2 separate regions of the Mus musculus genome follow, and region 2 is linked to region 1. The links are chromatin loops, found by intact Hi-C in ENCODE. Cell type or tissue: left cerebral cortex. All regions are shown on one strand. Links, peaks and the distances in the headings refer to the core of each region. The heading gives the core; the rest is flanking DNA.

What was found. A loop is a pair of places that touch in the nucleus more often than their neighbours do. Peaks named below come from ENCODE experiments on the same cell type or tissue, not always from the same donor. Only the 100,000 strongest peaks of a DNase experiment are listed, where the experiment ranks them.
Region 2: it touches region 1 in a loop (5-fold over the local background); 3 of 42 quality-filtered maps call a loop at or near these places.

The regions. Positions count from the first base shown.
Region 1 is chr9:119,000,766-119,009,090 of GRCm38, reverse strand. All of the region lies in intron 1 of Ctdspl (CTD (carboxy-terminal domain, RNA polymerase II, polypeptide A) small phosphatase-like), which reads right to left. Among named protein-coding and RNA genes, the nearest start is that of Gm33645, 21 kb to the left of the region's middle. In left cerebral cortex, for the core only: no CTCF peak of the experiment used is centred there; DNase peaks (open chromatin) are centred at 3,239, 3,564, 4,562, 7,232 and 1 more place; H3K4me3 peaks cover 431 bases; H3K27ac peaks cover 6,263 bases.
Region 2 is chr9:118,948,818-118,957,142 of GRCm38, reverse strand. All of the region lies in intron 1 of Ctdspl (CTD (carboxy-terminal domain, RNA polymerase II, polypeptide A) small phosphatase-like), which reads right to left. Among named protein-coding and RNA genes, the nearest start is that of Ctdspl, 26 kb to the right of the region's middle. In left cerebral cortex, for the core only: no CTCF peak of the experiment used is centred there; DNase peaks (open chromatin) are centred at 3,123, 3,474, 4,703, 7,816 and 1 more place; H3K27ac peaks cover 4,301 bases.

The DNA of each region.
Region 1 (8,325 bases), core at 157-8,156:
AGGAAACAAACAAACAAAAACAATTCCGACAGTGTGCTGTGCTGGTTTCCGGGTGAGGGACGGCGTATTTCTCTGACACCATTTGCCTGCATCTTGGAGCTGTGAGCAGCCTGAGAGGAAGCGGTTCCCAGTGGGCTGTTTTCATTCATCTTTGGCTGACAGAACTCTTCCTCAGCGCTATTAACAAACTGCTCATATAATCAATCAATCAATCAATCAATCAACCTGAAACTTGGAACCAGAAGTCACTTGTAATTTCTACCGCTGGATCACTCCGTGTCTGGAGAGCCGTAGAATTGGTGTGAGCTACCCTGGAGCTGACAGCCGTGGTCCGGCTTCCTTGGTGCAGGGAGAAGCTGCTTTGCTGGGTTCCCTTTGAGTTAAGTAAGGGATGCTCTGGGCTCTTCCAATTTCCCAAGCACTCCAGTGCTAGTGGGCCACTCTCAAGTCAGGCTAGACAGGGAACAGAAATGTTTCCTTAGGACCAGTGTATGACTGAGTGGCTGGAGCCTCTGGTCCAGACCTCTCTCCCACATTTCAGTCAGTATACCTATCTTGTGGGAAGGACATCTCTGGGCCTCTTCTAGGTCCTTCCCCTCCTACATGCCTAAATGGAGGTCCCGGTCTCCCCTCTTGGCCCAGTCTGATCTTGATCCTGTTCTCTCTCATTAAGCCACTCTGAATCCTAAGTCACTCTTAAATCCGTCCTCATCTCTGCTTCCCTCCTGCACAGGCAGAGACCCTCACCATTTTGTCCCTGGACCATTGCAGCAGTGTCTGGACTTGCTCTGCCACAGATCTTTATCCCGCTGTGACTTCTCCATGTGACCCGCACGGCAGCTAAGCCTACCAAGTGATCAGACTATGGGTTCAGGAGCAGGCTTGCAGAGGTGTCGAGGATGGCTCAACCAGAAGTAGTATGGGACTTTGGTAAGCTCTAAGGCCATTAGAAACAGCCATATCTCACAAGCTTGTGTCATGAGAATTAACATGTTTTATATTAAGTGTTTAGAATAGAGTCTAATAACGACAAGCACTCAATAAATGCTGGCTCTTGAATTACCAGTAGTCTTTCTTTTCTTGAAAAAAATATCTTTTATGGGGCTGGAGAGGTGGCTCAGCAATAGAAGGTGTGTAACGCCCTTGTAAAGAATTAAGTTTGGTCCCCAGTGCGGAGGCTCTCACTGCTTCAGCGGATCCAACACCTTCTTCTGACCTCTGTGGGCACTGCATATACACATACATAAATAATTAAAAATAAAGTGAACCTTTAAGATAATTTCATTTAGGAGTTTATTTAGCTTATTTGCTTCTTTTCTTTTTTTCTTATTCATTATTAAAAATGTATTATTTATTTACTTAGCCTGTGTGCGTGTGTGTGCACGCGCGCAGGTTGAAGGACAACTGTGGGAGTCAGTTCTCTCTGCTATATAGGTCTGGGGTTTGAACTCAGTTCACTAGGCTCTGCAGCAAGCAGCATTGCTTGCTGAGCCATCTCATCGGCCTTTACCGATGTTTGCTTGGAAGAAAAAAAGTGATTCTGCTGTTACGTTCTGGATCAAGGCTGGATATTACGAAAGTAAATGTTTTTCTTTCTGCTGGCATCTGTCGACTGAGAGACGCACTTACCATAACAGGTCTCAGTTATATAAACTGTACTTTAAAAGCAAAACTAGACAAATCTTGGGAAATAATTCTATTCGGTTGCTTTAAACACCGGATGCAGAGTGGGGAAGGTAAAAGGAGGGGCTTGGTGTTCAGTGTGTTCTTCTGGCTGCTGTTTTCTGAGAGAACACGGGTCTCAAGAGAGAAGAGGCAGCGTCCACACTCCCTCTCCACTCCCTGGCAGTTCATTTCCCACTGAAGGCCTTGCTTAGCTCTTTGCTGAGCACTGTTCCTGCCCAGCCTGCAGCTGGCCCAGGGACTCCTGTCCCTATGGTGCTCATCAAAAAGGAGCACCAGGGAGGAACACTTAAGGAGGAGCACCAGGTAGGAGAACTCAAGGAGGAGCACCAGTAAGGAGCACTCAAGAAGGAGCACCAGGGAGGAGCACTCAAGAAGACCAGGGAGGAGCACTCAAGGAGGAGCATCAGGGAGGAGCACTCAAGGAGGAGCACCAGGGAGGAGCACTCAAGGAGAAGCACCAGGGAGGAGCACTCAAGGAGAAGCACCAGGGAGGAGCATTCAAGGAGCCCGGCAGATCTAGCACATTTTCCCATCAAGGTGCCCTGAGATGCATGACTGCCATTTCCCCAAGGCTCAGGGCAGCACAGGCTATGAAGGACCACCATCTCTTCCTCCACTGTGATGATGAGGTCATGCCCGAGGCAGAGCCCAGCATCTGCCCTTTTCCCCCACTATGGCCAGGCCTCCTAAGGTGAACAAAGGGAGACTTTTGGCAGAGGTAGCAAACAATTCTGTGACTCAAATATCTTCAGTTCCCTAAGGAGACATGAGCAGAACAGAATGGCCGGTGGTGGGAAGGCTGGGGCTGACTATGGTCTTACACACGGTCCTCCTGTGTCTCCTGGAGAAGGTGTGACAAGAGGTAACAAAGATACGACGTTCTTCCGGATATGCCTTACTGCGTCCTTCTAGACATCACCACAGCCTGCTTCCCGCCCGTGGATGTGGTCCTCTCTTTCCACAGGGCCGGAGCCTTCTGGAAGCATCCACCAATAAGCCTCAGAGTCGTTGCCATGGGAGCTCCCCTTTTCTCAGAGGAACTGAGTCCCTGATCCTACAGGATGGGAGCTGTAGAATGTCTCCCTAGTTTCTCTGGGTAGAATAGCAGGAAGGGACATCATTAAAATACCAATTACTGATGGGGAATATGGCATACATCTGACAATTTCCGCCTGCTAGAACCCTACCAAGCGGCTGTTTTCCTCAGCGAGCTTCGACCTCACCATACAACGGAACTCAGGCCGAGGAGGGTCTTGTCTGGGATGCCTGCTGACGCTGTCATAGGTCTCCTCTATTAGCTGGGTTTCTTAAGAAGCCTGGAGCTGGTCGCCACCCTTGCCTCTAATGCATGAAGCCAAAGCTGAGACAAAGCTCCCAAGATGAAGTATTATCAAGACTAGACCATTGTGTTGTTTTTAATTATGTAAAACCAAATTCCTTTTTACCCGGAGCCAGTCTGCACTAGGTTTACATAATTGTCAATGGCAAGGCTCAGTTCTGAGAATGGAAGCTCCCAGGCTAGTGGGTGCAGAGCCTGGAGGCTGAGCAAGGTCTCTACAGGCGGAGGTGTGTCCCAGCTAATGAGAGACATTTGAATGTGAATACAAAATCTAGTTACAGAAAGTGCTGTGCCTTGATGGGTCAGTTCAGGGCACTGCTGGAGCTCAAGACAGAGAGGAATTCGATTTCTTCATCCCCTCCTTTTTTTCCGTTTTGTTCTTGTGTTTGTTGTTGACAAACGACTTGCCATGAAGCTCTGGCTAACCCAGATTCTAACGCGAGACAGGTTTGCCTCAAACTTGTGGCAATCTGCTTGCCTCAGCCTCTCCAGCATGAACATGTGTCACCAAGACAGGAAGGACCGGCTTCTGAGAAGGGATGAGAGTTCTATAAATTGTTATGGAGAGAGCAGGGGGAGGGAAGAACAGTGGTGTGGGGAGAGTTTAGTGTGACGAGCGCGTAATTACCAGAGAGTAATGAGGTTGCCAGAAGGGCTGTGGAGAAGGCTCAGTGGATAATGTGTCTGCTATGCAAGAACAGGGCTTTGAGTTGGTATCCCAGAGCTCACAGACGCACGGAACGGCGGCAGATGAGGATGACAGAACATCCTACTCCAACTGGCTAGCTTGGAGCATGGCCCTGGCGCAACAAGGTGGAAGGAGAAGGACCAGCTAATTCCCCAGAGTTCCTCTCTGACCTTTACAAATGCTGCAGGCCACACACCCAGCCTGGTCCCCAGTCAAAAGGACTGTTGGGCTGGGGAGGTGGCCGAGTTGCTAAAGCGGTTGCTTTGTAGTCACGGGTACATGAGTGTGGAGCTTCAGCTTCTACGTAAAGACCCCGGTGTGGTGGTGCGTTCGTGTATTCCCTGTAACTGGTAGGCAGACACAGAGGATCCCTGGATCTGGCCAAACTGGTGAGCACTAGTTTCAGAAAGAGCCTCTTTGAAACAAACAGGCTGGAAAACCGGTTGAGGACATTTGGACATTTGACACTGACCTCTGACCCGAGCACTCGAGTGCGCACGTGTACGCGCGCGCACACACACACACACACACACACACACACACAGACACATTCGTGAGTGCTTAAGAGCACATGTACACATGTGCACAAAACAGTAAACAATAGACTTCCCTCAAACTAAGCACTCGTCAGGTACCGGGAAGGAGGAGGGAACCCCAGTTTCAGTCCTCACTTGTCAGCCATATGACTTCATCCACCTAGAGATCACCACCAGGCAAAGAACAACAGCTCCCGCCACGCTGCGCCTGCGGCAGCTTAAAACAGAATCAAACCGACAGCTGACCTGGGCTCCGTACAGCAGCGACTCGCCGTGCACTGTGAGAATTTAGCCTGTAACCAGATGACTGTGCTCACGGAGACAGCCTGGCGTTAGGAGAAAACATGTAGGCAGACCCATTTTGGTTTGGGTGATGTAGATTCCAAACTTAGAACACTAAGTGGCCCCTTCCAGCTTCACCTCCAGCGCAGAGAACATTTTGGGATACACAAACATCGGTATAAAAGGCAGCGAGCAAAACCTATCTGCTTTGCATGAGGCTCCTGTCGGACCTTGACCTCAGGTCCTTCCTAGGACATCATGTATGAAGTGTGTCATGAAGTGTTACAATCATGGAATCCACGAGGAGCGTCTCCAAGGCTGGCCATGGGGTCGGTGCTCCAGCGTCCCAGTGAGACTAGTGTGAGTCTTGGCTGAGTTTATGCCAGCGGGGGAGGCTACAGTGGAGTGGCGTCTACACAGGGCGAGGGCAATTTCAGCCAGTGTTTTATGTTTCCTGATCCTCTGGTGTCCTTACAGTTTCCAGAAATGTTGAAATGTCCCCAGACCGGCCACATGCCACATAACCACAGGCCTTCCATTTTCTGTAGACAGGATCAGGCTGAGAAGTTTCGGGACCGCCCACCCTGGCTTCAGGACCTTTGGGGTCTGCACGCACGCAGGCTTTGCGTGGTCGCCACCCTGCGTGGCTACCACATGGCTTTGTTCCTTCCTCCCCTCCGATCTGACTCACATGTCTTAGCTGCCGCACCTCTGCACTGCTGAGGGACAGTTCAGGGGGTGTAACCGCAGAATGGCTGGTGACTGATAGATCCTGGGAGGGGGGGATTCACTGTCTTCAGATGTGACCTCACCAGGTCCCGATGAACATCTCCAAACCCACGGTCACACAGGGGACACTGGCTTGGCTCAGTGAGTCACAGAGCCAGATGAACAGACATGAACATGAGAGGCTTGTGGGGAGAACAGGGGTGTGGGGCAAAGGGGGTCCAAGAACAAATTTAATTACAAGTAAGGAGTTTGGGACAAACAGCAGCATCTGACTTCGCTGCTTGATGTAAGCACCTCCATGTTAAGTTCCTCTCCATGAAGGACATCTTCGCAGCAGCAAACACTAAGGTCTGCCTTTAGTTCCCATGACGTGAGGCTTGCCTCTCTCTGGCATGGGGCTGGATTCCCCGGGACAGCACAGTCCAGAGGAAAGTCACACATTACTACCCAGGCACCTTCGGTTAAGCCGACTACAGACGTCCCTAGGTCTGTCCGTGCATTTAGCAAGGAGCTTCGGGGTCATCTTGACAAACGTCTCTGTGCCCTCACAGCGGAGCACTTCCAATATCCATCCTTTCTCACAGGATGGCTTAGAACTCCAATGAGTCGACTTATCAAACCTAAGTAATCCGTGTGGGGGTGGGGGCTGGCTCAGTGGGTGGGAGCAATCACTGGGCAAGCATGGGAGCTTACATGCCTAGCACCCATTTCAAAAGCAACGGTAACCCCAGCCCCATGAGGGATGGAGACAGGATGCTTGCTGAGGCTTGCTGCTGCTAACTAAGCTCCAGGTTCAGACCCTGTCTCTGGGGAATGAGCAGGATGCCCAACATTCTCCCTAAGGGAGGCAGATGTACCTGCATACCACCACCACCACCATCACCACCACCACCACCACCATCACCACCATCACCACCACCATCACCACCATCACCACCACCATCACCACCATCACCACCACCACCACCACCACCACCACCACCACCACCACCACCACATGCACAACAGCGATCCATAGCAGATCTAGATCAATAAGCTCCGTGCCCAGCATTCCTGTGGATGCTCATACAGTTACAGCTTCGGCATGAAACATCAACCGTGCCTTAAGTTAGGGCTGTGGCTTCACTCACAGGACCGCCAGAGCAGAGCACATTAACTACTGCCCTAAAGAGACGACCGTACTACTGCTGAACTCACAACGACATCACACTGGAGAAAGCCAAGCGCCCTCTAGAACGGAGGGTGAGGCGAGCCCTTTCCGGAGGGAGGCCCACACAGAAATGAATGCACCATTTCTTCCCTCCTAGAACGGGCTCCTATCTCTGGACCGCCTCCCAGGCCGCGGTCTGGAATGGGCGTCTGACAGGAAATTCTGGGCAGTGTACACATACATTACATTCCTTTCCCATCCCTGAAACAGCAGTCAACAAACGCAACTTCCCCTCTGTTGGTGTAACATGGGAGTGGAGAGAGGCCGGGCTGCAGACCACGGAGTTCAAAAGATTTGGTCTAGAGAAGAGTCGGAGATCACCGATCAGCCTCTATTTTATTTCCAGGAGATAAAATTCCCCAGGGAATTCCATGGGACAGTGTGAAGGAGCCACCTACGGGAACACCAATGCTGGCAACGGGTCCTCAGCAGTGAGGGGACCACTTTCTTCTCAGGTGACAGCTGTGTTTTTTTCTGTCCTGACTTAACACTTGTGGGGTGCGTTTATTTGAGGTCCTTTATAAAAGTCATCTCTGCTCTTCAAGGCGTGTGGCACAATCATAACAGACCCATTTCCCCATGAGGAACCAGAGCCTCCCAGACTCCCAGACACCAGGATTCCTGGCACTCTCCCCGTCTTTGCCTAGCGCACTCCCTGCATGCTGGGTCTTATTTCCAGGGACACTAGCTGCATCTGAGCTCTCACAGTTCACTTTAGAGTCACCCGTGAGACACAGTTGGAGCCAGGAGGGCACACAGTGGCCAGAACTGAATCCTTACTATCTGTACTGAGGCGCAGCCTCTCAGTGACGATGCCTATGAGCCCCCGCTCTTCCTTGTCTCAGCACTTTTCTGGGTTCTCCGTGACCAGGGACTAGTTAAACAAGCCAGGTTTGTGGGTTTGTGTGAGGCTGGGATCTGAGGTCTGAGCCATCACAGCACAGGAGCCATAATAACTAACAATGCAAAGGATTGAAGCACACAAGAGAAACACAGGTTACAATTTAACAGTAATCAAATAAATGGTGTTAAAAAAATAAGTCCCACTTTTGTGCTTATCAACGGAACAAAACGGCGCTATCCAGAGGAGGAGTGTGAAGCTTGGGAGGTACCGGCCTCGCCCAGACACTGCCCACTGCGTAACTGGCATCAACCTGTTTGAAAGGCAGAACAGGAACGCATCACACTCGAGGAGGCGTTTGTGATAATTAGTTTAACTGTCAACTTGACACAAGATGGTTGGGAAGAGAGTCTCACTGAAGGACTGTCTGGCCAGGCTGGCCTGTGGGCATGTCTGGGGGGCAGAGTTGTCTTGATTGCCTTAATGGGTATGGGACAACCCGGCCTGAAATCGAGGAACACCACTCTCTGGTGTCCCTCTGGTCTCTGGTGGCCCTGAACCATTTAAGAGGAGAGCAAGCTGGCTGAGCCACAAGCACGCATGCCTCATTCTCTCTCCTCTGGACTGTGCACGTGACCGGCTCTGACTTCCTGCACCTCTTTGCTGTGATGGACTAAAACTGGCACTGTGAGCTAGCATAAGCCCTTGCTCCCTTAAGTTGCTTTCCGTCAGGGTGTTTTACCGTGGCAATGGGAACAAAGCGAGAGCCGGAAAAACCGCAAGCAATGTGGAGGTCGGACGGAGTGGCTGCTGCTGTTGCAGTTCGTCATAACAATGGCTGCTGCAGAAAGCACTGTGTGCACAGATCGAGTCTTCTCCATGGGATGTGTGGCTAGCACAGACAAGCATCTCAGGCCTGTTACAGCCCTGCCTACATCAGCAGTATGGGCTGGATAAACTCTGGAAGGTGGGCTGTGGGGACCTTACCAGTCATGTTCACATTCCTGGGCCTAG
Region 2 (8,325 bases), core at 283-8,282, 52 kb after region 1:
CCAAATACCCTGATATTCCTGTTAGTTCCCAAACGCCCAGCATGTCCAATACCTGTGCATTTCAAAGCAGTTGAGCCTATTGTACAAAACACTGGGCGTCTCCAGCCTGCCTTTCTATGGTTGATTGTTCTACGCCTCCTGGGTTCTGCGTCTCTCTGTTTTCAATCCTTTCCTTATTTTGCTGAAGTTCTTGTTTGTTTTCTAGAAAAGGATTTAAAGAACATCTTTTTTCTATCTCTATATTTGATTGGCATTTCAGTCGAATGTAGAATCTGGATGGAAATTAACACTGGGACTATGTCGTCTCCTCGTTTCTGGTACTGGCACTTAGAAATCTAACGACATTCTGGGTTTCACTTATTTTTGCTTGTCACTTGTCTCCCCTGTTTCCAAAGTGTCTGAGGCTCAAACACTGGATGCCCAGCTCCCCTGATGTGCTGGTTTGGAAGGGTTATAGGACTTCTAGGAAGTAGAGGCAAGTTGGCAGGAGTGGTCACCAGGAATGGGCCACTGGCTTCAGCTTCTTTCCCTGCTCTGCCCCTGAGGAGAGCCCTCTGCCTTGGGCTTCTAGGCCATGAGTTTGACACGTCTTCCACACACAGCACCCACCAGAGTGGACCGGAACCCTCTGAAGCCATGAACCAAGACAAATTCCTCCTCTTTTCAGTTGCCCTGTGGGACTTTTGTCATAGTGACATAAAATAATTGGGAAAAAGGCTTTATAGCTCAACAGGGCTTTTTGAGATTTCATTTTTATTTTATGTGTATGTGTATTTGGCCTGCGCGTGTGGTCTGTGCAACACACGTCTGCAGTGCCTATGGAGGCCAGAAGACGGCGTGTGCTGCCCTGGATTTGGAGTTAAAGATGGTTGTGAGCTGTCATGTGGGTGCTGGAAAACGAACCTGGATCCTCTGGAAGAGCAGCCAGAGCTCTTAACCATGGAGACTTCATCTCTCTCGACCCTATATTCTGTTGTTAGATGTTGCTCATAATGTCCTAGGTATAATTAACTTTTAATCTCATTTTCTGAGCTCTCCATTGAAAGCACCTTTAAGACCCGGTGTGACAGTGCATGTCAGGCACTTCTAGCACACTGGAGGTTAAGAACGGAGGGTCAGGAGTTCAAGAACAGCCTGGACTATACAGTGAGATGGAGCAGGGAGTGGCTTTCAAAAGAGTCCCTTGACTTCTGTTTGTTCTGCATCTGCAGTTCCTTTTCTTAAAAATAAACTTTTTTTTTTTAAATCTTATGTGTATGAGTATTTTGTCTGCATGCCAGATGTGTGCCTGGTGCCCACAAAGGCCAGAAGAGGGTGCCAGAGCAAATGGAGCTCGAGTTACAGATGCCACGTGGGTGCTGGAAACCAAACCTGGAACAGGTTTAAGAGCAGTTCTTAGCCACTGAGATGTCCCTTCCGTCCACTTTTCTGTTTTCTTTCCTCCCTCCCTCCCTCCCTCCCTCCCTCCCTCCCTCCCTCCCTCCCTCCCTCCCTCCCTCCCTCCCTCCCTCCCTCCCTCTTTCTTTCTTTCTTTCTTTCTTTCTTTCTTTCTTTCTTTCTTTCTTTCTTTCTTTCTTTCTTTCTTTCTTTCTTTCTTTCTTCTGCTTTTTTTTTTTTTCCCAGACAGGGTTTCTCTGTATCCTTGGCCATCCTGGAACTCCCTCTGTAGACCAGGCTGGCTTTGAACCCAGAGATCTGCCTTCTCTGCCTCCCAGTGCTGGGATTAAAGGCGTGTGCGACCCCCGCCCCACTCTGCCCCCTTCCTTACCTTAGTCTCTGTGTTCCTTTACTTTAGAACACTTCCTTCTCAGGTATGGAATCTGCACATGCTGTTTAAACTTACTTCTGAAACTAACATTCGGGTCTAATGTCCTACCTCTTCTGTGTGTGTGTGTGTGTGTGTGTGTGTGTGTGTGTGTGTGTGTGTGTGAGAGAGAGAGAGAGAGAGAGAGAGAGAGAGAGAGAGAGAGAGAGAGCATGTGTGCACAAGTGCAAGCACATGCATGTGTGTGCTGGTGTGTGCAGCCATGTGCATGCCTATGGAGACCAGAAGCCAACATCAGGTGTTTCTGATTGCTCTCCACCTCGTGTTTTGAGACAGGGTCTCTCCCTGAGCCTTGTGCTCGCTGAGGCTAGACTGGCTGGCAAGTGGAACTCCGCCTGCCCCCTCCGCCTTGTGCAAGGCCTGTGCTGTCTGTCATCATGCCTCGGATGGTCTCTTGTCTTTTGGAAACTCCCCGATCTCACAGCCAACCTTTACATTACATTTCAGAAGTGGTTGGCTGTATTTTTATCTTCCAAAATGTTCTTCTTGTCCCCAAATATGCTGTCACTTTTAAAAATTTAATTGTCAAAGCTTTCACAGAGTGGGACTGTTTCAGCCACTGTTCTTTATAGCAGGGCTCATTCCCTGCCTCCTCTGGGCCTGAGGCTCCATCAGACAGCAATGAAAAAGAAGAGCTGTTCCACACTTTGCTCTCATTTACTAATATTTAAGATGGTTTATTTGGGGCTGGGGATGGCTCAGCAGGTAGATGCGTATGCAGAAGCCTAACAACCCTGGTTCCACCCCTGGAAACCTCGGAAACAGGAGCAGACTCCCTAAAGTTGTCTAGGCGCCCCCACCCACCCTACCACACACACATAAACACACAATAACAAATAAAAAAATATTTAAAGGGAGACAGATGGAGATTATGGACCCTGCTCTCCTGCCTTCCTCCTTCCTTTTGAGATAGGACATGGTCTACTACCACCGTAACCCACCACGACCAGCCACCACGTAACCCATTCTCCCCGCCTTAGCTCCAAGTGCTGGGATTTACAGACATGTGTAACCACACCCAATTGAAAATTATGAATTCAACCCCCAAAAAGCTATTTTGGACCTCCCCATTCCCAGGGACTAATTCATTCTCCGGCAGTTTCTTGCTAAGGGGGATGGTAGCTCATGGCGTGCAGGCAGAGCAGAACTTCCCGCATGGCCTGGTGGGCTGTAGCCCCCTCACTTGCCCTACCCCAAGTCCAGAACCCCACCCTCTGTCTCAGTATCTCTTCCAAAAGCCTGGCAACCGCTGAGCTGCTCTGGCAACTCCTTGGATATGAACTTGAATCTTACCCTACAGATGGTTCTAGAAATAAACCAGCTCCCCGGTTTCTGAAATTTTGAGCTTTATGGTATGAGTAACTGCAAACAGTTTATGTAAACCAGCCCATCCCTTCTCAAAAGGTACCGGTTGACTCACACGGGGTGGTCTGAGGATCTTGTGATTAACACACGAGACCACTTGGTGAGTGCTGTGGGCTCACATCTTCTGCCCCCCCCCCCCCGCCTCCAAGTAGAGACGAACACTGGCGTCTGCTTCCTAGCTTAACCTCTCCCATGCTTGCAACCAGGAGACGAGCACCACTTGTCTGAGGCACCCATGGAGGCCAGATCAGCAGGCGACACAGGAAGGCTACGCTTTGACATCAATCCAAGTTGTGGGTGCATCATGAAATGCCTTTCAGTTGCAAGTGTGTATGCACTATAGGTGTGAGGATGTGTGTGTGTTCACGTGAGTGTGGGTGTGAGTGTGCCATAGTGTGTGGGTGTGTAGGTCAGAGGGCAACCTCTGGGGGTGTTCGCCCTACTTTTTCATCTACTGCTGTATATACGGGGCTAGCTGTCCAGGGACCGTCCAAGGGTTTCCTGTCCATCTTTTCTCTCCCCACAGGAGTACTGAGTCCTCGTAGACTCTGAGGATCTAAACTCACGGCTTCAGGCTTGTATAAGTGTTTTACCCACTGAGCCCTCCCTCAGCCTCTAACCTTTTTTTGGACTGAGTTTTGTGCCTGTCCCAGTTGAGTTTCTATGGCTGTGATAAAACACCATAACCAAAATCAACCTGAGGAGGAAAGGGTTAATTTCACCTCGCAGCTTGTAGTCCATGAAGAAGGGCAGTTGGGGAGGAACCTGGAGGCAGGAACCCGGAGGCAGGGACGGAAGCAGAGACTGAGCAAACCCACTTACAGGTTTGCTCCTCATGTCTCCCTCAGTTTGCTTTCCAGTATACCCCCAAGGCCACCTCCCTTCCATATTACAGCAGTGACCTTCAACTCCTCACCAATCCTGTGTTCTCCTAGCTGCTGCTGTGCCCTCCGGAGCTCCTGCAATGCGTCAGATTCTAAAGCCCCGCTTTCACCATGCACCCTTGACTTCTTGGATCCACATTCCGAATTCCATGTAGGGGGTGGCATTGCCCAAAGACAACGCCCCCCAGAGACCTGCCCATAGGCCAACCTGACAGATGCGGCTCCTCAATTGAGACTCCCTCATTCCAGAGATGTCCAGTTTTATGGTAGTTGACCAAAACCAAGCAGTCTTCAGGGTGTCACTCTGACACGGTGATGCAATCTTACATTGGCTTACAAACATTACCAAGGAGAAAGGAAGCACTGGGAATCTATCACATTTAAGACCAACTTACAAACCTCCCGTTAGTAATAGCCTGGCAGTGACCACCAGGCTAACACATACGTCAGCATGGGAAGCACTGGATCTCCTTAATGTACACTGTACGAGACCTAGCTGCACCCTGCCCTTCGTCCATCATGGCCTCTGCCCCAGCACCCCGACCCCCATCTTTGGCTTCGTTTGTCTGCACTGTTGCAGCCCGTTATATAACTGCCAACTTATTAAAGCCCCGGAGTGCAGAAAGGCTGTGTGTTTCTTAAATTATGCAAGGCCTGACCTTCTCCTTGGCAAATACCTAGCATGTTTGTCTTCGGCGGTCCACAGTGCTGTGAAGAGCTGTTACCACACCGAAAGTCATTCCTCTGATGTGTGCTCATGCAATGAGGCAGGGACTGATAACCTCCCGTCCAGTACCCGGCAGCAGAGTGTTCTCTGGAGTCTCCTCGTTCCTCACGGTTTTCACGAAACAATCATAACAGCAAGCCCTCACGGAATACTCGAAACGTACCGAATGCCTTGTGTGTGTGGATCTGATAGTCCATCCCGGGAAGGAAGGGAATATTTTTATTTTTATAATAACTGTGATGGTCTTTAATGAGTTTTATTCTCATTTTATAGATGAGGAAAAAGAGGCAGCGGGAGGTCAAATGGGAACGTTGGGATATAAACTCAGTTAGTTTACCAGTGCTGAGGCACTGCACAGTCACCACACAGAGCCTATCTCCTCCAAGACTTTCTGGGCCAGGTCTGCTTGACTTGGGTGTCCTTGGCTGTAGACCACTGGCATGCTCTCTCTCTCTCTCTCTCTCTCTCTCTCTCTCTCTCTCACACACACACACACACACACACACACACACACACACACACACACACGGAACCAACAAGAACTCTACTCAATATTTGCTAGATTAAGCCTGAAAGTACTTTGACAGACACTTTTTTTTGGCTCTGAGGGACATCAGAGAGTGGATAAGATAAAACCTGGGAGCCAGGATGGTGTGAGCCTGAGAAGGTTCACAAGTGCTGCCCAGAGCTATGGTTGTCACATGTGGGACAGGAATCTAGATACGGGTTTGCCAGGGCTGCTTCTGTGGTGCCATTGCCTCTGAACGTCAGTCTGCAAGGCTGATACTAAGGCTCCAGAGAAGGGATAAAACCAAAGGCAGTGGCTGGCTCTACGAGGGTCACCTAGTCAATCAGTCTCAACTTCTTCGGGACCGAGAAGTCAGCTCAGAGGGTAAAACACTTCCATACAAGCTCAAGGACGTGAGTTCAGATCCCCAGAGCACACATAGAAGCCTGACGGGGCAGAACAAACATCTGTAATCTCAGAGCTCCTACAGATGGGAGGCAAAGACAACAGGCCAGCTATGTCCCCTCTAGGTACAGACTGTCTAGATTGGCAGAAATTACTTCCAGTGATTCTGATGTATACCATTGCTTTGGGCCTCCAGGACTTCCTGAGGCATGGGGGGTTGGGAGGTAGGAAGACGAATTACAAAGGTAACTTCCATTAGCAAGTAGCATTCAGGTCTGAAAATGGGGCTTAAATCTTGGCTTGCTGGTTGACCATGGGGACATTCCTTGGCCTCCCAACCTTCCTCCTCAGTAGGATCAGGGGATTAGGTTCCTCTCGTCTCTAAACCCTGTGCTTCCTACCCAGATGGTTAAAGGATGCAAATCCCCAGAAGGAGAGATCAGCTGAGAACTTGGGAGGGCAAAGGTCAGAATGGGCTGGACCAGGCTGTGGGGTCTTGGTAACAGGACACTCTGGGTAGGGGCGGTTACCCTGTTAGACAGACATCCTACTCACAGTACAGAGACTCCAGAGTGAGGCTGTGGGGAAGTGAGGGGTAGGAGGTGAAAAGGCACCTTGGCAGAACCAGACAGCTCTGAAACAAGGCAGGAGGGAAGGCAAGGGGGCTTCTGGCTGACATCGGACACGGCATGACAGAACCGGGGCAGAGACGTGACCAAGGAAAATGGCGCCTTGGGAAGATGCCTGTGGCTGCCCAAAAAGGACAGACATGTTGGAAGTGGGGCTGTGGCGAGCACCCAGACTCAGCTAGGGAGAGAGACTGTGAGGTGGACAGAGGTCAGGTTGATTCTGAGACCCACTGTGGTGGTGGGAGCTACAGTAGAAGAACTTAGTGGGAAAAGGTCGCACACTCTGGGAATTATGGGTAATTCTTTTGGTTCAGTATTTCCTTTGGAAAACCCGCATTCGTATTACCCTTTGCCATTCAGTCCCCTTCCCTGGCTCCCCACTGCTTCTTTTCAAACCTCCTTTCTCATTTTGGGTTGTGTGCCCACCCGTGTACACCCCACTTTTCCCCCTTTTCTAAGAGGATGCTGTTCAGGCAGCATCCGGTTTCCCCTTTGAGACCACGCCTCCCTCAGCTGCTAATCCCGCCCTTCCAGGGAGGGTCAGGAGTGATGCTGCTGCCCCAGAGCCTCCCTTGGGGAAGTTGGCTCACAGAGCCTCTTCTGAGCGCTCGTTTTCTTCCACCCTTGGAGCTAATATCTCAGTTCTTGCTTTGCAATTTTCTTCTCCAAAAGGCCAAAGCACATCTGGAAACGGTCCATCCTTGACTAAGACCACCGAGCCTCCCACATCGCGACAGAGACCTGACCTTTGACTCTGCACCTGCCCTAAGCTCCCTAGCTGCCTCCATGTCCTCAGGAGCTCCCTCGATACGTCAGACTCTAAAGCCTCACTTTCACTAGGCACCTTTGGCTTCTTGGATACACATTCCAAATTCCTCTGAAGTATTTCTTCAGTTCACTGTTTCCCCTGGCATCCTGAGTCGAAGGCCTATCATTTCAGTGTCTCTCCTGAGTATTTTGAATTCTTTCCCCTGGGAGGGTCTCCTACACATGCCTCTCCACTGCACAGATCCAAGCACACCCTTCCTCTAGAGGACGGCTGCCCAGAATACTGTTTGGCTTCCTTGCCAGTACAGTGTTTATAGCTCCAGACCTGGTGCCACCAGCCCAGCTGGCCACAACCTGGAGACCTCACCATGTCTCTATTTCTCCTCTGTTCCCATCCTCAGCAAATGGTTATCTCCCGTTTCACCAAGAAAACCAGAAGCCATGGACTATAGCCACTCTCAGTTCTCTTTCCCTGGAGTTCTGGAGCTCCCGTTACCTTCAGTCATCTCTTCTTCCCTCGTGAACTGGGTGTCCTGTCCCTTTAAGGCTGACTTCTATGCTGCAGGCCCCAAGTCTTCTCCACCCTGTTGACTACCACCCTTTTCCCCAAGCTTCAAATCCTCCTTCCCCACTGTTCCCTAGGACACAACAAAATGCACGCACACGCTCCTTGCTTTACCTCCCTCTCATCTTGTTCCTGCCAAGCTCCTTAGAAAGTTTGGCTATTTTTGTAGGAATGATGCGTGCTCATGCAAACATTTTAAATAATACAGAAGATCGGGAAGAAAATAACTGTCCTCTAGCATCTCAGTACCCAGACGTGATGTGCCTCAGACAGGTCTCTGTGTACACTGTGACACTCGCCTGTCAACCTGACGTGAGCTGGAGTTATCAGGGAAGAAGGAACCTCAGTGGAGAATATGCCCCCATCGGACTGGCCTGCAGGCAAGTCTGATGGGGGCTTTCCCTTGATTAGTGATTGATGTGGGAGGGGCCAGCCTACTGTGGACAGTGATACTTCAGGGCAGGAGGTCCTGGGTATATAAGAAAGTAAGCTGAGTGGGCCATGGAGCTCAAGGCGGGAAGCAGCATTCCTTCGTGGTCTTGGCTTCCCTTAATGATGGAGGGTGACCAGGGCAAGTAAGATGGAAAACCCTTTTCTCCCTAATTTGATTTCGGCCATGGTGTTTTATCACAGCAATAGAAGCAAGTCT